Regions from separate parts of the Homo sapiens genome. Here region 2 is linked to region 1. Evidence: read pairs that join two places in POLR2A ChIA-PET (ENCODE). Cell type or tissue: A673. All regions are shown on one strand. Links, peaks and the distances in the headings refer to the core of each region. The heading gives the core; the rest is flanking DNA.

The links. ChIA-PET counts read pairs that join two places held together with the same protein. Peaks named below come from ENCODE experiments on the same cell type or tissue, not always from the same donor. Only the 100,000 strongest peaks of a DNase experiment are listed, where the experiment ranks them.
Region 2: POLR2A ChIA-PET joins it to region 1 with 7 read pairs; 3 of 35 experiments call an interaction of 5 or more read pairs at or near these places.

The regions. Positions count from the first base shown.
Region 1 is chr16:61,282,735-61,294,243 of GRCh38, reverse strand. No RefSeq gene overlaps it. Among named protein-coding and RNA genes, the nearest start is that of CDH8-AS1, 630 kb to the left of the region's middle. In A673, for the core only: no CTCF peak of the experiment used is centred there; DNase peaks (open chromatin) are centred at 3,563 and 4,923; H3K27ac peaks cover 3,260 bases.
Region 2 is chr16:61,022,797-61,034,305 of GRCh38, reverse strand. No RefSeq gene overlaps it. Among named protein-coding and RNA genes, the nearest start is that of CDH8-AS1, 890 kb to the left of the region's middle. RefSeq lists an enhancer at 8,585-10,692. In A673, for the core only: no CTCF peak of the experiment used is centred there; no DNase peak of the experiment used is centred there.

The DNA of each region.
Region 1 (11,509 bases), core at 2,267-7,266:
TTAGAAGTGGAGCAGGGGAAGAGATCATGCCATTCCTTTAATTTGAGATCCTTCCCAAGGACATAGAAAGTCTTGAAAGCTGTGGATTTTCATTTGAATTTTAACCTCTATAGGAAGTTGGACAAATCATTCATTTCATAGGCCTATTTTGAAAGTCACACTAGAGAAAGATCAAAATCAATAACTTTTAATTCAAGCATCCATACAAACTATTGTCTGTTTATAAGTATATATGTGTGTGTGTGCATGTATTTATATTTATACCTGATTACTAGTGAACAGACAAGTAAGCTAAATCTGCTAGCTATAAATTGAATATCTTTACTCAATTTAATTTATCAATTAAAATTTGCAACTAAGTTTATTACTTATAATATATTAGTTATAAGTATAACCTTATTAGTTATTATAAGATAATAAATATCAGTTTATTAGTTATAAGAGCAAATTAAATATATATTATCTCAAACTAAATGAAAAGCCAGAGAAGGAACAAATGTCACCTCTTCATTTGCAAAATGTGGGTACATATATCTATAAAATGGGCTAAATATAAATTTGTAATAAACAATAGCACCTAAAAATACCTGTGGTCCTCAAAAGGAAGCATCAGTGGAATATACCGTTGTTTTGAGAATAACCATGATACAGCAATTTGTCAGTAACATAATTAAATCACATGCAAAGCCAGAGACAACAGAGAAGTAATTACAATCCTAACATAATGGAGTCATTACTCTCATATCTAAACACACTTTAAAGAAATTAGGCAGTTTCTGACACACTCATAACAGAAAACTCAAAAGAAGAAACATCACAGAATGAATTAGACCAGAATAACTTTTTTCTACAACTCCATGACATTTAGCTTTTTATAGCTGTATTTGCTATGAAAATGTTTGTATTCAAATGTATAGGTTGCTAATTTGCAAGCTATAGAAAGAGAACTTTTTTTTTCTATTTTTGTATCTCTAATTTCTAGCATACAGTAGATGCCCAATAAATATCTGTTCAGTAAATGTATTATGGGGATATGTTTTTATTGAGATAAAACAATATAAGTTGTAAATAGTTCTTGAGAATAAGCATGAATTATAGGCTAATGGGTTTTAAAACTTTCAACAATTCCCTATTGCTTATTAAGTGAAGTCTGTGAAAGGATGTCTTGTGACTAGAGATGTATTTTAAGGAGAGTACACTAGTTCCAATGTGCAAAATGAATGACGAGAATGACAGTCTGAGCTACAGTGACCACTGACGAGTCTATTAGAATACCACAGCTGAAATGTATTGCAGGCCCGAATTACAGCAGTGATGGTGGAATAAGAATGATATCATTAAGGTAGAATAGGTAGGACTTGGCTACTGATTAAACATAGTAATGTTATAGACGGTGAGTCTGTTTTTGAGCTCCAGTGATCCTGAGGCTCTTGGGCCATTAAAGAAAAATGGAAGCAGAAGGAAAGTTAAGAATAGTTCTGGGGAGATAAAATTCTTTTTATTCTCGACATATATTCTGAATGACTTCTAGGCATTGCATATATATGCCTTGTTAATGCATGGTGCTATATTCCTTAAATAAAAATGATGTAATTTTGACTAATTTTCTTTTATTTTATCTGCAGTGAAGGCTGAGAATAATTATTTAGCTTCCATCTTATCCTCTCAAAAGTGTTTTCAAGTCAGCCCTTAATATTCTTTTCAGGTATTGTGTTACAAGATTTTGGGGCATAGAAGTGGTCACTTACATCTTGTTCACAGAATGCCATTATCACAGTTAATTCATAAACCCAGACCCTCTTTCAGATAGACACTTATGCAACTCTTCTTGAAAATCTTCATTTTATTCATTTGAGATGGAGGTGGGGGTGGGGGGACAGTGCAATACTGTCTATTGGATCTTCTCAGACTCAAATCATCCCTTCCTCACATAAGCTATTACTTTCCTAATTAAGGCAATACCACCTATCATATTCCCCTCTCTCAAAGCCCTTGCCACAATTGATAATTAAATTCTACATATATAATAATTCCAGTAAAGTATTTCTCCACCAGACTGTACCTTCATGAGATCATATCTGTTTTCACTCAATATTATATTTATGTTGCCCAGTGTAAGCACTGGCAAATAAAAAATGCCCAATAAATATGCAATGAATGAGTGAGAGAGGCTGGAAAATTAATCTCACTGTGGAAGAAAATTCTGAATCTGAAATACATGATTCTACTGTTCCATTTAACTCTAGGAAACTGATTTGTTTCCCTATCAGAATGTTTTGGGAAATTCAGTTTTCAGAATCAGGCTTTTGAATGAGAAAAATGTATATTACAGGAATCTCATACCCACACACACACACAGACACACACATACACACACACACACGCACACTATTTCAATAATAATATGACCTTAGAGGAAACAATATAAAACAGATAAAGAAAGGCTTTAAACATCTTAACTTCTTAACTGTGTCTTAGATCTGTTGGCAAGCTTCACAGGAATATGGAATAAATTGTTGATCTACTTATATGCATGAGATAGTTTGTTACAAACATTTATTTTTAGAGATTGTTATTTTCTAACTGCACAATAAATTACTGCTATTTGCATAATAGAATTGTTTGCTTCTTTGGTTTTCTATTCAGATTGCGATTTATTAATATTTAGTCATACTTGAGATGGATACTTTGTCATTCCATATGTTAAGTGTAAAGTATATATTCCTATTATACATTTCATTTTTCATTATTCCCAGGCAATAGATAACACATTATGCCTCTGTCCTTCAGAAAATTTTGAGGCTGGAGCTTAAATGCAAAAGTCAATAAAACAGTTCTGGAAATCTGGGTTGAAAAAATACGTGTCCTTCATAGCTTCAATGTGGCCCCTATGCAATATCTGACATAGCTAATAAATGTTTAATGGATAGACCTTCAATGAGAGGCCAAGAAATAAAAGTTACTTTTAATTTCAAGCATCTTTATAAGATTAGTAGAATAAGTACCTTATTTAACATTTTTACTGGTAAATTTACATAACTATTTTATGCTCAGTAAAGGGGTATTATTTAATGCATTTATTTAATTGAAATTAGGAAATTTTTAAGTCTTGAATTTTCTAGACACTGTGTTGAGCACAAAACTTTTTTGGAATTTAGAATTATTGTGGTTTATAGTCCCAAACTTAAGTGGATGAACATGAAAATCTCTTACTTTGAGTTCTGTGGCTTTCGCATCATTTTTTTCTCATTTTTTCTGCAAACCAAAATAATAACAAAAAAATGGAAAAGAACTTTGATACACTTAAGTATTCTTTTCAAGAAAACATGTAGATTGAAAAAGTATATCTTCAAGTGTATTCTTGCTTATATTAAATGGTGACACATATATATTGGATGCTAAACTGCAAAAAGTCTATAGAATTTCTTAGAACGCTAGAGTGAAAATCAACTGCAAGTCTTCAGAAAGAAAAGAATATTTATCAGGCTCCTCTGAAGGCTGGCAGCTCCTTCATCAAGGGATTTCTTTAGATGTTGGACAGAGTCAACACTGTTATGTAGGCCACCGTAAGTCTCAGCAGGGAACAGGAAGAACATTAAATCTCTGTTTCGCTTCTATTGGTATTTCTCCTCTTGATTCCAGGGTCCTCCACTATAAAATTTGGCTGTTATGGTTCCAGGTGTAATTCAAAAAAATCACTTTGACAACTTATATAAGTGATATGCATAGAGAATGTATCCTGTCTTCACTGTACTTTAATTTTCTTGAGGGTTTGTGCTTTACTTATCTTTATATTCTTAATATCCAATATAATGTCTAGAACTTTGAAGGTGCTTAGTAATGATAATTAAATGACTAAAACCATATTATTAGTAGTATCCTTTGACTGAACACATAAAGTATATAAAGTGTTAGCACATTATCTAAGATATAGTACTACATTCGTATTTTCTAACATGATTTAACATGTTATTTTTCTCTTTTCATGTATTTAAAAAGTAACTATCAGAAAAATTACATTATATAACAAAACACTGGACACAGAAAAAAAGTCGTGGTAGGTTTAGGCATTGCAGTATTTTGGGTTGGGTTCCAAAATATCTTTACCTACCCCATTATCATAAAAACAAATCACCTACGTATAATGTAGTATTATGTAAAGAGGCACCTCGGGGTGAGTTGGGGTTAGAAGTTAGCTACCATTGTTTAAATCAGTTTTGTCACTTGATATTTGATACTCTGGAAAAGTCACTTAACTTTTTTGAGTATCAGCTTTTTCATCTAAAAAATGGAAATCACTTCTACCTTGTAGCCTTTTGAAGATAAAGTTAATGTACATAAAATGTCAGGTACAATGTTTAATACAGGGAAAGCCCAATAAATGGCATTATGCATATTTCTTACTTGTTCCACTGTATTATTAAATGTTTAAGCTAGGAGTAGAAAGCAAATCAAAATTTAAAAAATTAACAGTAAAGTTATTTGCCGTATTTTAAAATGCATCTAAGAGGTGCGGAAGCTACCATTCTGCAAAAAAAAATTCAAAAAGTCAACTTGGCATTTACTTTGGAGGTTTGAAGAATTGTAAGTAAATTATATCTAATAATTTTAAAGTAGGCAGTTGAGTTTATGCACACACATACTTTGACCTTATTTTAATTAATTGGATATGTGTATGATATGCCCTACCAAGCTTTCTTAACAAAAGCTAGGAAAAGGGCAGTTCATACAGTGCCGGGTATAAAATGATTAAATAAAATTTTTATGAGCTGTCACAGTCCAGTGGGTAGGAAATAGTTAACGATATTCCCACAAGAATGGTATGGTTATACAGGAAATAGCATGGTGTTACACAGGAAGTGACACCATTGCCATATTTTTGTCCAAAATATTAAGCTTCCAAGTCAACAAAGAAACTATTGTCAATGCCCAAAAGAGCAGGGTTAAAATGTCTCTTCTGTCAGAGCAAAAAGGGGAAGCAAAAAAAGCACTCAGAATATAGTAGGGTAAGAAGTAAAGAATGCTGCAAATGAAAAACAAAGATTTTTCTCTGCAAAATGGAATGATAAGCAGCTATTTTAGAACTACATAATCAAGTAAGGCAAAACCTCTATAGGAATAATATGGTTAAAAGACTAAAGATAACATGAATTTTGAGCAACACTGGTAAGGCTGACCTTTCCTTCTTATGAGTCTTGACAAGAATACAGAATCCCAATGTAAACAAGCTAGAGATACCAGCAGCTCAGGACAGCAGAAGGAAATGAGGAAAACTTGGAAGCTGCAAGAAGATGAAAAAGGCAAAGCAATTCAGTCATTCGACCAAAATTAGTTAAAGTTTTTCACTGATTTTTCTTTTAGTGATAAGGGAATTAGAAAGCCTTACCAGCATCAACTAATATAATTTTATTTTTTATATACAATTATGTGTCAGATAACTGTAAGGTATAAAACACAGTTCTATATGCATTTTGGGGTTGCTGTTAAATACATTATTTTAATATTAATATTCTGAGATGAAGAACTCTGGGAAGTCACACAGAGAAGTAATCTATCTAATAGACTAAATCTGAAAAGTTACATAAAATATACTATCATCCACACAGGATAATGCTGTACTGGGCTTATTTAATATAATATGTCTATGTCTCAAAAGCTATTTGTCTGAAGAAGACATTTTCTTTAGAAATAAGGTTTAAGCATAAGTAAAATATCTTGGAAAATCTCCAAAACCTTACCTTTTTAAAGTTACTTGCCAAAATCCTGCAGTAGTTCCTATTGAACCAAAGTAACAGGATTTTCTTTTTTTTTTTATATTCTTCCAAATGGAGTTATTCTTCTATATGATAGTCTTCTTTTACACTAAACTTAGAAATTAAGGTTCTACTAAAAAATGCTGCCATGGGGCTTTGGCATTATTAGCTAAATATTCTGAAGGTTTCCTTCAATAGAAAATATTGTGGTGATATACAGAAACCAATAAACATAGAAGATTGAAGAAATAATTCTGATGGTGTAACAATGTGTTAGCTTATTATCGTGGGCTGAAGTTCATTTTCAGCTACTCATTTGTGCTGTATGAAACCGTGGCTCTCTCCTGAGCTCCTTGGCACAAATCCATAGAGAAAATAAAAATTCAACTGCATACTCTGTTAGCTAGAAACTCACGCCATTTCTTGTTCAACAGGCATCAGAGCAAAAAGAGTCAATAAAGCCAAATGGCTGACCAATTCAGTGAACTAACTGAATTTTTATGCTACTATTAACAACTTCCATTGTTTTAATAAAATTTATAGAGTGACTCATATACCAGGACTTGCCCTCGCCTCTGAACATCATAAGGTCCCTGTGCACAATGAGCTTCCAGTCTAGTGGGAAAGAAAATAAAGCAATAAATGGCAATTATAATGCATTATCACAGAGGACATTAGAAGGCGGGCATGAAACTTAGTTGTGAGGAAGGTGGTTAGAGAAGCTATTCTAGGGAGTCTGAAGGAGGATTGGTGTATTTCAAGGAATCTTTAAGAACATAAGAGTGCATATGTTGATCTCTGTCTGAGGAAAAGCCAGGAGGGAGAGAGAACTGAAAGAATTCATTGCAAGGAATGTATGTGTTAAAGGTGATGGATGTAGGCAGAAGTAGAGGTGGGAAAAGGGATATTCATAGCAAAGTCCTTCCACAACTAGGTCCTTGGTTTCTGTCATTTTCTCCTTTTCTTTTCTTTTTTACTTTCTCTTATCTTTTCTTTTCTTTCTGTCATTATTTTTTTCAGACAGGGTATCTCACTTTGTAACCCAGGCTGGAATACAGTGGCACGATCTTGGCTCACTGCAGCTCAACCTCCTGCCTCAGCCCTCCAAGTATTTGGGACTACAGGTGCACTCCCCCACTTCCCACTATTGTTTTTTATTTCTGTAGAGATGAGGTCTCACCATGTTGCCCAGGCTGGTTTTGAACCCCTGAGCTCAACTGATCCACCCACATCGGCCTCCCAAAGTGTTGTGATTACAGTCATGAGCCACTGTGACCAGCCAGGCCCTGTTTTTTATGTCAGTCTGTAGGAAGTTTTTGAGAAGCCATGAGGGTGACTTCCCAAAACTTTTAAGTAATCTCCAGTTTAATGTAATAAAACTTTCTTTCTCACTCAGGTTCCAAATCTAGCAGAGATTTGGATAGGTGGGCATTGCTCATGTGTGGTGGATGGATGTACACTCTCTACAGTAGTGCACCGTCATCAGTGATTTACTCCCCTTGAGTAGGTGAGACCTGTGATTTTCAACTAACCAACTGAATGTGGCAAAGGGCACAGTATGTCACTCAGAGTGTGATGTTATATTACCAATCAAGAAACTCCACTTTGCTAACAGATTTGCTTTCTAGAAGCTCTATTTGCTGGCTTGATGAAAGAAGTGTCCATATTGGGAGAGCCTATCTGAGAGGAACTGCTGGCAGCCTCTAGGGTCTGACAATGTCCCCTACCCAATAGCCCTCAAGAAGCTTGGACATTTAGTTCTACAGCTACAAGGAAGATGAGTTTTGCCAAAAACCTGTATGAGCTTGGAAATGGATTATTCCTCACTTAAGCCTCCAGATGACAATTCAGCCTGGCTGACACCTTGGTTCAAGATGATTGAGACCCTAACTAGAGGGTTCAGTTAAGCCATGCTTAGACTCTTGACTCATAGAAACTGGGAAATTATAAATGTGGCTTGTTTTAAACCACACACAAAAGGAAAGGCATATAGTAGTTCATGCCATTGACTCTTTTCGTTTTTGTTGTTGTTGTTTTTCTTTTCTTTCTTCTTTTTTAACATGGAGTCTCGCTCTATCCCCCAGGCTGGAGTGTAGTAGCATGATCTTGATCACTGCAACCTCTGCCTCCCGGGATCAAGTGATTCTCCTGCCTCAGCGTTCGGAATAGCTGGGATTACAGGCAACCACTACCATGCCTGGCTAATTTTTGTATTTTTAGTAGAGACGAGGTTTCACCATCTTGGCCAGGCTGATCTTGACCTCCTGACCTCTAGTGATCCACCCACCTTCGCCTCCCAAAGTGCTGGGATTACAGGCTTGTGGCACCACACCTGGCCAAATACCATAGAATCTTGATATATCCATTCATAAGCAACAAACATTGTTTTAGCTCACATTTCACTCATCAGAGTAAGTCACATGGTCATGTTTAACATCAAAAAGATGAGTAAATACATTCCCACGATGTACCTAAAAAAGGAAAAGAACTAGAATATTTGTAAATAGCAGCAATGACAACCACATACATTTTATAGTGTGTAATTTTCTGTTAAATAAGACATAAACTGTGGAAATAAAATATTTTAAATTAATATAACAGAAAGAAGAGTTGCTAGTGAAAAAACAGCATTTTTGGAAACCACACTTCTTCACTGAATCTGTGAATCTCTCCGGAATAGGTACAGTCAATAAATATTATTTTATCAGGAAATCATCATCAAAACCAAACATTTGTTAAGCACGGTAAACACATTTAAAAATAAATATTTTAAAAGTAAATAGTAGAATGGCAACACTCATCAGAACCAATTACTGTATTTTTCCATTATCTCAGTAAACACATCAAACACCATTTTTAAAAAGCATTGTCAAACTTAGATCTTCATTTCTTTCTTAAACACATATCCCTAGATATCATACAACAAATGCTTTCAGCAAATGAAAGAAAATGCCTCTTTTGTAAAATAAATCAATTTTTGGTTCCCTAGATACCAGTCAATTTGACCTTCTAATTCAGTACTATTTTTTTAACCTGACTTTCAGGAAACAGTTTGAACCTGACAAGTGCATAGACCTGATGTTTAGTCTCTATCCAACTAAACCCATATAAATATTCTGACCTGATCGTGGTTTTCCATTCTGACTCAAGAAAGCTAGAATGACATAGTATCTATCCTCTCAATAAAAAAGGGTCACTTATCTCACACTTGCCTGAACTCAAGAATAGAGCTGAAACATACTTAGTCAAGGTTTAGGGAAAGAACATTTTTTTCATTTCCAAGATCAACGTGGTAAAATTGGGATAAACACATCCTCTATGAAAGAACTCAAATGTATTTATAGGAAGGTATGTAGGATGAGAACAGCTTGATGCCTACTTTCACTCCTTTTAGTATAGAATCTGCTTAATTATAAAAAAAAAGAAAATCACCAACTTATGCAGATATTTGTACTGATGGTTCAAGGATGAATTTTACATAAGCTGTACTCGTATGAAGTTCACAGTCCACAGGGGGATGTTTTTCACGTAATATTATAAATTTAAAATTTTTTAATGTGTAAGTATGGGGATAGAGGCAAAATTTAATAAAGAAGCAATAATTCTGGGACTTAGGGTGGAAGGCTCATCATAGAGTAATTTCTGAAAAATGTTAAAATAATAAATACAATTATTACAATATTCTTTTAAAACCAGTATTTTTGAGCAGCTAGTATTTCCACGAACTTTACCAAAAGGATTAATGAATTTAGAGTTGTTATTATCATAACAATCCTATATAAGTAAATTTACCAACACAAATAAAGAGACTGAGGCTTAGAGAAATCAAGTTATTCAAGGTAACTAATAGATAATAATAAGCTAATAAACTTATTATTATCTAATAAGCTAATATGAGCAGCTAATAAGTGGTAGAGTCAGTTTTCCAGAAGGTGAGATTACATCACTGTCCTGACTCCAAAAGTGTGAATGTGAATCTTCAAGGGACAATGCAGAACATTCCAACATATAGGTGAGCAGAGGTAGTAAATACCTTGGTAGAAGCCTAAAATGGTTGGAGGTAAGAATAAAATTAAGAAAGTAGAATTATGTTCATAGGCAAAGCTGAGTTCATTGACGGTCTTATAAAGCCATGGTTATATAATTCAGCTTTGATCAGGAAATTGTGAATAAATAGTGCTGAATTATAAAGCTAGAATAAGGGAAACATCTGTTACAGCAAGAACTTAAAATTTAGAGGAAGGTAATATATATAAAGATAAAGAATTTAGCCTCAATTACTAATTTAAAAACTTCTAGAAAGAGTAATTTAAGGTTTGTTGAGGAAAAAAAGTAGCAGAGAATACAGGTGGGAAAATACAGAAGGAAGAGAGAACGGAGGAAGTCTTTTGAATTATTTGCATATTTTCAAAAAGAGAATATGCCTCCATGATGAAACCCCAGATACTCTTCTTTGAGCTCTGGATGAGGAAAATTTAACTTAGCTCCTAGGTAATCATTCATTACCATTGGGACTTTGGTGACTGTATCCACAATAAAGTACATTTTCCTGTTATTAAATTCTAATGAAAATCACACCTAAAACAGAGTCCCAAAATGCATGTAGCAAAACTGACGTAACTGAAGGGAAAAATAATTTAATACTAATAGTAGAGATTTCAGTTTCCTACTTTCAATAATAAATAGAACAAAGAAATAGAAGATTTGATTAACACTAGAAACCAACTAGATCAAAAGGCCTCTATAAGACACTCCAGTCAACAACAATAGAATATACATTATTCTGAGTTCACATGGAGCACCCTCCAGACAGACCATCTGCTAGGCTACAAAATAAGTCTCAATAAATTTAAAATGATTGAAATTATATAAAATATGTTCTCTGAACACACATACACACATGAACTAGAAATTAATAACAGAAGACAATTTAGGAAATTCACAAACGTGGAAATGAAACACACACTCCTAAATAATAAATAGATTGAAGAAGAAATCACAAAGGAAATTAGAAAATACTGTGAGAGGAATGAAAATAAAAATGCAATATACCAAAATTTGTGGGATACAGCCAAAGAAGTGCTTAGAGGAAAATGCATAGCTCTAAGCACTTATATTACAAAAGAATAAAAATAAAAGATCTGTAGTCAATAACCTAACATTTCAGTGAAGATGGAAAAAGAAAAGTAAACTAAATCCAAAACAATAAAAAGAAAGGAAACCATAGATATTAGAGTGGATATAAATAAAATAAAAAATAGAAGAACAACAGAGACAATTTAAAAAGCCTAAAAGTTTGTACACTGAAGAAAAAAAAAATGGATAAATCTCTAGCTAGATTGCACCCCCCAAAACAACAACAACAACAACAACAAAGAAAAACAAAGAAAAAGGAGGAGGGGCAGTGGAAAGGCAAAAGAGAGATCTCAGATTACTAAGGTCAGGAATAACAGGAGACATTATCACTGGAGGACTATAAAAGAAATTATAAGAGAATATTGTGAATAATTATAAGCCAACAAATTTGATAACCTAGGTGAAATGAAAAATTTCTAGAGACACAGCTGCTGAGTCAAGAAATACTTGTTTTTTAAATTTGAATAAACCTATAATAAACCTATAATATGTAAGGATATCGAAACTTTTCACAAAGTAAAACAGACTCAGATGGTTTCTCTTGCGAATTCTATCAGACATGTATAAAAGAACTAAAACCATTTCTTTACAAACTTTTCTATAAAGTGGAAGAAAATGGA
Region 2 (11,509 bases), core at 2,993-7,992, 260 kb after region 1:
ATCTAAAGCTGTATTTATTCCCCTATCAATCGTAGGTTTTAGAATCTGATATGTGGCAAAATGGGAGATGGGGCATCCATGTGGGTGAAGATGGAATTATTGCTACCGAGTACCTATCAATTAAATTCAATCTGGGCCGGGTGCAGTGGCTCACACTTGTAATCCTAGCACTTTGGGAGGCTAAGGCGGGTGGATCACCTGAAGTCAGGGGTTTGAGATCAGCCTAGCCAACATGTCAAAACCCTGTCTATACTAAAAATACAAAAATTAGCTGGGCATGGTGGTGCATGCCTGTAGTCCCAGCTACTCGGGAGGCTGAGACAGGAGAATCGCTTGAACCCAGGAGGTGGAGGTTGCAGTGAGCCAAGATTGCACCACTGCACACTCCAGCCTGGGTGACAGAGTGAGACCCTGTCTCAAAAAAAAAAAAAGGAAAAAGAAAAGAAATTCAACCTGATTAGTTGGCACACAGTTTCTAGTAAACAAAAATGTCTAAGTTCACACCCAGAATCCTCGCCATCTACAGCATTCTTAGAGCCAAGCGTCTCCTACATTCTGACGTCCTTTCAAAAGTCACCACCTCCCCACTGAACTCTTCCTTCTCCATTCTAAATTAGCCCTATCACCAGCTGCTCTCACAACACTGTTTTATTTTTTTCAGAGACTTTATAACCTTCTAACATTATTTGTTCATTCATTTAGTGTCTCTATCCTCTAAGAGAACACAGGCCTTGTTTGTAGCTGTTGTTTTAAAATGCATCCAGGATTTCATTTTTATTCAGTATGGTAAGACCAACAGATCAGGAGAGAATAGCCACTGAAAACACAGTTCGTTAGTCAGCGTTCCCAAGAGAAGAAGACCTGCCAAGCTGCACAGGGCTACACAAGGAAGCACCAGGGTCGGGTCAGAAGGTAGAAGGAGCAAGAAGTGTGGGAAAAAGGTTTTACTGTGGTTTTCTTAGGAAGAAATGGGCCAAGCGGGGTAAGCTGCTGAGCAGATTCAGGGTTAGACAGTTTGAATAATTTAGGCAGGCTCTATGCTGTAAGGGTGCTCTCTACCTGTCTATTGTCTAATGCTGGGGTAATCCAGGGCAGGAGGATAGTGTTCTAGACTGCAGGAGCCTGAATAAAGGAAGCAGGCTGGGCTAAGGTCTCAGAATTTTCTGGTTTGCATATCAAAGATGAGTTTACAGGTAAGTTGTTTGTTATCTCTAGAAATTAGCTAATCCCGAAGGGCACCGTCCATTTGTTTCATGAGACCTCTGGATGTCAAAGAATTATAAAATATAGAAAATAAAAATCATGATTAATACAGGCATATTCTTACTGCTTAGAATAGTCCCTGGAAAATATCAATAAATATTTGTTGAATGAATTAATTCACAATATTGTCAAAATCCATATATTTAATATAATCATTTATATTATTTTAGCAATTTATTTTAAATTTCACCAAAAGGGCACCATAAATCTCCATTTTTTTGAAAGATTCCTAAGAAAGGGAAGGTAAGGATTAGTGCCTTTTATAGCTATTTGGGTCTTGTCTAATATACCATTATCTTTTTAACTTTTATTTTAAGTTCAGGGGTACAGGTGCAGGTTTGTTATATAGGTAAGCTTGTGTCATGGGAATTTGTTGTACAGATTATTTCATTATCCAGGTATTAAGCTTAGTACCCATTAGTTATTTCTCCCGATCCTCTTTCTTCTCCCACCCTCCACCCTCCAGTAGGCCCCAGTGTGTGTTGTCCCCTCCATGTGTCCATGTGTTCTCATCATTTAGCTCCCACTTATAAGTGAGTATACCATGTTTTTAAAAAGGCTGCTTTCTCTGCATTGCTTTAGAAACACAAAACAAAATATATTTCTCTACATATGTTAATTTCTAATCATATGGAATAAATTGAAGTCATATGTGGATTCTAGGTAATTGATAAAAGAGGTTCTGTGGGTTTCCCACTTCCTTAGACCTCTCCCAGGCCTCCAAAATGTGTCCCTTTTACAGAAACATATTAAGAGTTCCCTTGGACAATAGTAGACTAGTATATTTCAGACCAATCTTTCCACTGTGAAAGTCTAGACAAAATATATCTTTAATTAACTTGAAGATATAAGAGAACTACCAAGGCAACGAGAATTTGTAGGGAAAATTTGTAGGGAATTTTCTTCCAGAAAAAGAGCAGAACAAGAAAGGTTAAACTGATGTATATCACCACACTTCCTCTCCAGGCAATTGCTAATTGTAAAGGTGGCAGGTAAGAAGCTTTAAGGTTAAGCAAAACTTTTGCTAGACTCAATACAGCCATGGAACAATGATAAGAGATTAGAGACCAAAAATAAGAAAAAGTTTTTACATTTTTTGTTGCCCATAGAAGCTTTATATATTAACTATGATCTTAATCACTAAAACTATGATTTAATCAAGGTTCTAGAATAACTTGTGTCCTGAAGCCTAGATACGTGCCAGAAGAAAAATGAAAACATATTGGAAGAAAATAGTATACAGAGATTCAACTTATCTCTACATTTTAAATAAACAGTCTCAATTCCTCAAACAAGAATAACCAGCCAGGGAGGGGCCAAGATGGTGGACTAGAAACAGTTGCGGTCAGAGGCCCTCACCAAGGACACAAACAGCGAGTGAATCCTGCTGGTGAATCCAGCGAGTGAATCCCACCTGGTAGCCACAAGGGGAATGGGGATCTCCTACCCCAAGCCAAGGGAGGCGGTGAGCGATTGTGCTACCCCTACCTGGAAAGTCACGCTTTATCCACAGATCTGTGCAACCTGTGGATAAGGAGATTCCCTCAGGAGCCCACGCCACCAGGGCGTTGAGTCCCAAGCACAGTGCTGTGCAGAATCTCAGTGGACACTCAGCTGGAGACTGCCTAAGACTACCAAATTCCTGAGGAGAGGGGCAGCTGCCATCCCTTTGGCTACCTACTGCCTCAGACAACTGAACTTTCGGAGGAAGGGGTGGCCACCATCACTGGCTGCCATCACTGCAGTTCCAGTCTGCTGTTTTCCTCTTCTGGTGCCGGAGAAAACTGGGTGGTTTGGACCCAGGAGGAATTCCTCACAGTGCAGCACAGAGACTGTGGCAGATAGTGGCCAGACTCCCTCTTTAGGCTGGACCTGGCCCCATCCCTCCTCACTGGGTGGGGCTTCCCTGCAGGAATTTCACCAACTCCAGCCAGGGGTTTATGGACAGAACTCTGTTCTCCCTGGGATGAAACCCCTGGGGGAAGGGATGGCCACGATCTCTGTGGGTCAGTGGACTTAGTCTTTTCCCCTGCTGGCTCTGAGGAATCCCAGCAGTCCAGGTGAATGTGATTCCCCTCAGCGCAATGCACCCCCTCCACCAAGAGGCAGCCAGAGTGCTTCATTAAGCTGGTCCCTGATCCCGTGCTTCCTGACTGGATAAAACCCCCAAACGCGGGTCACCAGCCACATTATACAGGAGCGTTCCCACTGGCATCAGGTCAGTGCTCCTCTGGGATGGAGCTCCCAGAGGAAGGAGCAGGCAGCCATCTTTGCTGTTTTGCAGCGTCCAGTAGTGATGCCTCCAGGGGTGGGAGGGACTCAGGAAAACAGGGTCTGGAGTGGACGCGCAACAAACTGCAGCAGCCCTAAGGAAGAGGAGCCTGACTGTTAAAAGAAAAAACAAACAAAAATAAAGCAACAACAGCATCAAAAAAAGTTCCCACAAAAAACCCATCCAAAGGTCAGTAGCCTCAAAGATTGAAGGTAGATAAACTCTTCATTCAGAAATTGTGGTACATATACACCATGGAATACTATGCAGCCATAAAAAAGAATGAGATCATGTCCTTTGCAGGGACATGGGTGGAGATGGAAGCCATTATCCTCAGCAAACTAATGCAGGAATAGGAAACCAAACACCCCATGTTTTCACTTAGAAGTGAGAGCTGAACAATGAGAATACATGGAGGGGAACACAGGGAGGGGAACAACATACACTGGGGCCTACAGGTGGGATGGGGAAAGGGAGAATATCAGGAAAAATGGCTAATGCATGCTGAATTTAATACCTAGGTGATGAGTTGATAGGCATAGCAAACCACCATGGCACATGATTACCTATGTAACAAACCTGCACATCCTGCACATGTAACTTGGAACTTTAAATTAAATTAAAATGATCACCTGACATATTCAAATATATTACCACATTCTGGAGAAAAAATAGGCAATAAGAATGAAATCACAGTTGATCAAGATAATAAAATTAAAATACTTTTAATGAATATATTCAAAAATTTTTAAACAGTGAAAAATCCTAAAAATTTAAAAATCCAAAATAAATGTCCATGAAACAAAAATTAAGATGACTTAAATAAATAATTTGAAAACACATAAGTAATCCTGCAGAAAAAATTAGTCATATTTAAAAATGCCAGAACAAGACCAAACTCAATCATAAAATGAGAATGAATAGTGGAAAATTTGGGAAAGGGCATAAGAGATAGTAGTTAATAGTTTTCCAAACCTGATAAAAGATATTCACATTTATATTCAAGTACTGTTACTAATTCTAAGTCATCTGAATGCACTCCAATATTATAGCATCTTTAGGAAAATAAAAGACAACGGGAAAATCATAAGGGTAACCTTCAAAGAACAACAGTAAAATGGATTTTTTCTTCTCATCCAAGATAAAGGGAATTAGACAGCAATGTAGTTAATATCTTCAAATGTCTAACAAACTGATATTGATTTATAAAACAAAAAATATAGGTAGTTGTGTACATATATGTGCACATGATGTTTGTATATATAAAGTATATAAGTATACATGTACTTCTCTGTATAAAGTACCTCTCTGTGTAAAGTAATATTGTATTGTATATAAAATACATAATATGGTACTTTAAACAACACTGTTAAAGAGAAGAGGAAATAATGAAGAAGGCCATAAGAAGGACTTTAGTGATGCTAATATTTTGTATTTTTTGCCTAAATGGCTATGTCAGATTTGTGATAATCCTCTAACATCTACACTTCTCACTTTTACAATTTTCTACAGATATATTTAAATAAAAGTGTTATTTTAAAAATAGTGCATCAAGGCTGGATGTGGTGGCTCATGCCTGTAATCCCAGCACTTTGGGAAGCCGAAGAGGGCAGATGGCTTGAGCTCAGCAGTTCAAGAACAGCCTGAGCAACATGATGAAACCCCATCTCTACAAAAACAAACAACAAACAAAATCTATATCTATACATAGAGATACAAATTGATAGAGATAGATAGATATAGATATAGATATAATTAAACAGGCATGGTGGCATGCACCTGTAGTCCCAACTACACAGGAGGTTGAGGTGGGAGGATTGCTTGAGCCCAGGAGGTTGAAGTTGCAGTGAGCCAAGGTCATGCCACTGCACTCCAGCCTGGGCAACACAGTGAGACCCCACCTCAAAAAAACAAGTATATTACAACTGTCATCTTCTTTTTCCAATCTTTGTGTTCCTCCCTTCCCACAAGGCTAGATTTGATATGACTTTTACTCATTTATATCAATCTTATGCATGCCAAACTTTTTATTAGTAAAATATAACATTTTAATACATATAAATGTAAATGCATGTACCATATTGTATAAAAATGTGTCACAGAGAATTTGGAGGCTCTAGGAAGACTCAGAGGAAAAAAGCCAAGGCAAGCTTCAAGATAAATTTTAGGATTAAAAAGGGGAGCTACAAGAAGTAGCGGATGGAGATGGCAGTAGAAAGATGACAAGAAAAAATGGAAACCCAGTAATATTTATGTGTGTGTGTGTGTGTGTGTGTGTGTGTGTGTGTGTGTGTGTATTTCTTAATGGAGAAGGTTTTGCATTTAATCTTTGAAACTTAAACAGCCTTCACTGGGCTTTTAACTTGAAGCCACATGAAGAGACATCTATAGTAATGTTCTGAAGGTGGGAATTAGAATTGTCCCACCATTCTCCCAGGGAACTCACACAACCTGAGCTCAGTAAAGAAATCAAGGGTATGGCTGAAGCTTTCAAAACATCTTTATTTGAGATATCCTTCATCAGCAATTTATCTGAAAGGTTGACTCATTTCATGTATCCAAAAGCTTTGTGCCCTGAATAAAGCAAGAAAGAGGAGTTGCGAGGCCTTCTGACATTGCACACCAAGTTAGCGTCTTCAGAATTTGTTTAAAGTTTTTCATATATATATATATATATATATATATATATATATATATATATATATATATATATTCAAACAAATATTGAAGAAATAATTACCACTTGTAGTTTTAAAATAAATATCACCAGTTAACAGAAAAACTAAATTAAAGAGATTTTTTCACAAAAGTATTAAGGGCATGGAATTTGTACACAGGCAGAATTTTTTCCCTGCATCTCTATTGGTAAATACCTGACACTGACTGTCCTGATCCTGTCAGTATTCTGCCTAGCTGTGTTCAGATCTCTTCACTGGTTTTGTGGTCCTCTCCTCTAGCTTATAGGTGCTTTTGCTTCTGACGGCTGTGTCTGGCTATTCAGAGGGTTTCCTTGGAATGACTGGAGGCAATTTGTCATCCTCATCCACAAAGGTAGATGTGTCTGAAACTTTGCATATCACAAAGCATCCCAGTGAGGGGTTGCTCTTAGCCAATGACTGGTTGACACAAAAGTGTTATTGACACCCAGCTCCCTTTCTTCCAGTTGGGATAATTCTGAGATGCAATTTATCCTTCAGAGCTTCCCTGAAGGATCTGGCTGCGACTGGGATTGCCTGAATTGAATCTCTTCTTGACTTTATTCCTTTCCCTGTCCTGTTTTACCTATTTACTTACTGGTTTTTCTAGGGAGCAATTTTTTTTTTTTTTTGAGTCAGAGTTTTGCTCTTGTTTTCAGGCTGGAGTGCAATGGCGTGATCTCAGCTCACTGCAACCTCTGCCTCCCGGATTCAAGCTATTCTCCTGCCTCAGCCTCCCGAGTAGCTAGGATTACAGGCATGTGCCACCACACCCAGCAAATTTTTGTATTTTTAGTAGAGACGGGGCTTCTCCATGTTGGTCAGGCTGGTCTCGAACTCCCGACCTCAGGCGATCCGCCAGTCTCAGGCTCCCAGAGTGTTGGGATTACAGTCGTAAGCCACTGCACCCAGCCAGGGGCATTTTCTTAACACGTCCTTTGAACACTAATTCTCATCTCAGTGTCTTCTTCTAGGAAACCCTACCTAAGACCTATTGAAAGGGTATTCAGTAAAAAGAAAAATGCAATTTTTTCCAAGTAGCAATTTTGATGTAAGAAATAAAGTGTTGTTTTTTTTAAGTCTTTTCCCTTTTCCTTCACTATCTCCATTTTTAGGGTTTGAGTTTGGGATATTACTGTCAAATGAGTCAGAAGAGAGCATAATATGAGTTTATTGGGGCAGATATCATTTCAAAAAGAAAAAATATATAAGAGTAAACCATATAAGTCTATGTAATAAAAACTGAATATATATATATATAATAAAATGTTATATAAAATACTTGTAAAAATAAAATTAGGGGTAGCTGCAGGATGCACATTGAGCAGCAAAAGTAAATTGCAAAACAAAGGCTAACCACAACACTGGTTTTCTATATGAATAAAAACAAATAAATTACATCTCTGAACCTAAGTACCCTATTGGCATGTATCTCCTTTTCAGCCCCACATCAAAGAAGCTTCTAGATTTCTGATGATAAAAACCTGATTCAAATCAACTCAAAGAAAATCGTATTCATTGACACATAAACAATTTTAAACATAGTTGAATCCAGGGTCACCTGTTGCAAAATCCAGCATCTCTTTCTACGTACTTCTTTTTTGAATTGGTTTCTGACATGGACTTAAGTTATTTCTGTCAGGACACTACCCCTTTTCCCTTTATCTGGAAAGGGCACCATTTTTAGAATCAGGAAATTACCACCATCCATGTGGTTTGAGTGAGGTTGAACTCAAACTCCAGAATCAAGAGTGGACACCTAATCTGAATATGGTGAATCTATATGTTATTTCAAGCCTTCACCCACAGTGATTGGTTCTGGAATAAAAATGTTTTCTAAGGCAGAGCTATGAGATTCAATTTTGAGGCCCAACTTGAAAATGCTAGGAAGATATATGTTCTTTCTTTGAGGGATGCTGAGAAAATGGGATAAAAAGTGTAAAACTGATGACAGTGATTTTGCCACCAAGGAGAAAGGGAGAGTTGCTTGACAATAGATCCAGCACAAAGAAAAGCAGAGTTAAGAGATGAACAGTACAAAATTGTGTTCCTATATCATGTTCTGATCCACTTGCAAGCATTATCTCTATATGTTTGAAATAGTACCAGTTGTATCACTTGCAACTGGTATAAATTCATTCTGCAGATATTGTGTTCTGCTGGCAGGTTTTGACTTATCTAGTTCTTGGAGTTTGAAATTCCTGAAATAAAGACCTCTTTCACAGTATCTCTGTAATAAATGTGATGGAACACCATGAGTGGTCCATTATATGCCTATCTCTGACACAATCATTGTTGACAGGGCATAAAATATTCTAATTCATCAATAAGTAAATGACAAAAATTGAAACAAGGCAATGAAACAAGGACCATTTGGACAGAGATAATATATGAGTGAAAGAACGTTGGAAAGGAATGAGGTAGGGGTGATATCCCAAAGAAAAAATGATGATTTTTGTACCAGCCCAAAGAGGCAAGAATGCTTGTTAGAAATAATGATAAACGTCTTATCATTCTGAACTCAAAATTTATGTAAAATATTGATAAGAATGCTTACTCTTCCTAACCCCTATACTATTTTGAGAGTAAAATGAAAGTAAAATTTAGTAGACAATTGCAGTTGGCAAAAATTTTTAATGGGATTAATAATTGAGGGCTTAGTTGTAGGTTAATTCTCTATATTTACTTTCATAGTCATGGCATTTTTTTCTATATACCTCTCACAATTACTAAATAGGTTATTAAGTCATAGTACAAAACAACATCTGTTCTGGGATGTTGGCAAAAGAACACATGATTTTCTTTACATACCCTTCTATAAGCAATTTGTGTCATTATTTTCTACTGGAAATTATTGCTTATAAAGTCATATGGCCAGTCTTTTATCTGAGATATATAACATATAAATACATAACACATAATAGGTAAATATATATACACACATATATGCAAATATACATTTAAAATCAGTATTAGCATTTTTGTCTATAGTTGTTGAGGGTTATTTATTAACATATACAATTTGGGGGCATTAATTACACAGAGATCCCTTTGAAATATTATGCTTTGTTTTCCTTGCCCCTAGCACACTGTAGACATTCCATAAATATTTGTGGAATGTCAAATGAATGAAACCTGGAATTCCTATGACCATAGCTTTCAGTAAAAGATATGGTCAATTTGCATAGGCCATTTTTTCCAGAAAGTTAGGTGACGGTCTCAACTGAACTCTTTATTTCTAAGTGCAAAATATCTCTAAAGGAGATTCAGTACCCATTTAGAAATGCATAACCACCTCTTTTGAACTCTGTCACTTGAAATTGCTTCACTCTTCTCAACACTTACAGTCCTTCTCCAATCTCATTTTAAATTCAGTGACAGAGAAATAAAATAGGGTTTAACATTCTTGCAGAGCTAAGCTTTTGTGTCCACTGTAAGGCTCTGATTTCTTTTTTCCTTTCTTCCTTCTTTTCTTTCTTATTTTATTTTATTTGGTTTGGTTTTTTTTCTTCATTTTGTTTTGTTTTCAGCAACACTAGGCTTTTATCCATTGCATGCATGCACAAGCTTTTGCTGCCTTTCAATCAAGCATATTAATTAGCCATGAGCCTTTGGATGAGGATACAAGGAAACAATGGCACTGCACTGTAATCTCAGCACAAAAGATGCAGAAGCTGATTGTGCTGTCATGGGTCTAATCCCCGTCTTCCCCACAAGTGCTTAAGTGGTATTAAGGAAAGAACTGTGACTACCATTTTCTCGACTTCCAGTGTGACCTATTCATTTCCTCTGTCATGGCATTTACTGTGGTTAATATGATTGGCATAGTTACATGTCTGTTTCTCCACTATCCTATGAGGTCCTCCAGAAATGTTAGTCACCACATTATCCAGCAAACCATAGGAACTTAATAAGTGGTGTTTCAAGCCACACAATATTATGTATAATAAAAATCTTAGACAAAGCATGTGCATGCCACACAAAACTGCTGAAAACTGTGAAAAGAGTTAATTTGAAACAGCTTCCAAGATTTGACTCTGATTAAGAGTGTCACCCATCTATGAGAATTTGTTCCCCCTCAGTATCTCTAATTTTTAAGAGCTAGCAGAGGAAAAAAATGCAATTCAGTATTGGGGGTTAAGACAGTTTCTTTGTTGTTTAATATTTTTTTTTGTCAACAGAGTGTTGTAATAAGAAAACTATTTTATTAATTTTTGTCCAATGTAATACCAGAGTGGTAGTTTAGATAATGGCCAAGTTATATCAGCAGACATAAATATTCTGCCCAAAAAGAAATAATTCCTCTCTTTCTTCTCAGGTTATGTGACTCCCTCAGTTCTGACTAGGATAATGTATGTTTTTTAAACCTCTTTTCCATGCCTTTATTGGAGCGCACCTCAACTCCATGCTCAGGTTGATATAGCCTGAGGTCATACTTGTGATTTTAACAGCTGTACCTCCTACTTCTAAATTTTTGAGTCTTACAATTAAAGAGATCAGTAAGCATTTAAAAATGATTATCATTTATTTACTTTCTTAAACTGAGGAGCGTTTTTGTAAATGCATTACATAATTTATACATGTCCATTAAAGAAAAAAACTAAAAAAAAATTTGATAAGAAAAGCCACCAACAAAAGAAACACTATTAACATTTTGGTATAAATATTTCTATGAATTTTCTTCTGTATGAAGACATCAATAGGAAATACTCTCGTTTACTCAATAGATGGAGCAAATAGAGAAATTAGAGGATAGAATTTTGTATTTAGGGGAATGTAAGCAGGAAAGAAGAACATTTGAGAGCCAGGTTTGGAAAAATGATTTAGGAAAAAAAATGTGCATATCTGTGCAATAGCTAGCCTAGAACAGCAACTGAAGACATTTCATCTATGAGCGTGACTTTTCCGAAAGGAACAATTAACATTGTACAGCAAGGGGAATATAGATAAGATCAGCAACTAGTAAGGTTGTCATATACATGTTTAGATGGTTCATTATCCAAGGACCCTGGGAAATGGGTCAAACAGGGTTTACAGCAGGGCTAGGTTCACCTCGAGAAAGGGGTGTCTGTTATCTAATTTGCACTAAGCATGTACTCATTGTGCTGTTTCCAGGTGGAGTAAGGAAGGGCAACTGTCACTAATTCTGGTGAGCCAATTGTGGTCCTGGGTACTGGGAAATGCCAGTTATGTGTCAAAGAGGTTAACTGCAGACTGGGGAAAACAAAATGGCAAACTTTGGCAATGGGAGGGCTGAAGAGCAAAGAATGTAAACAGA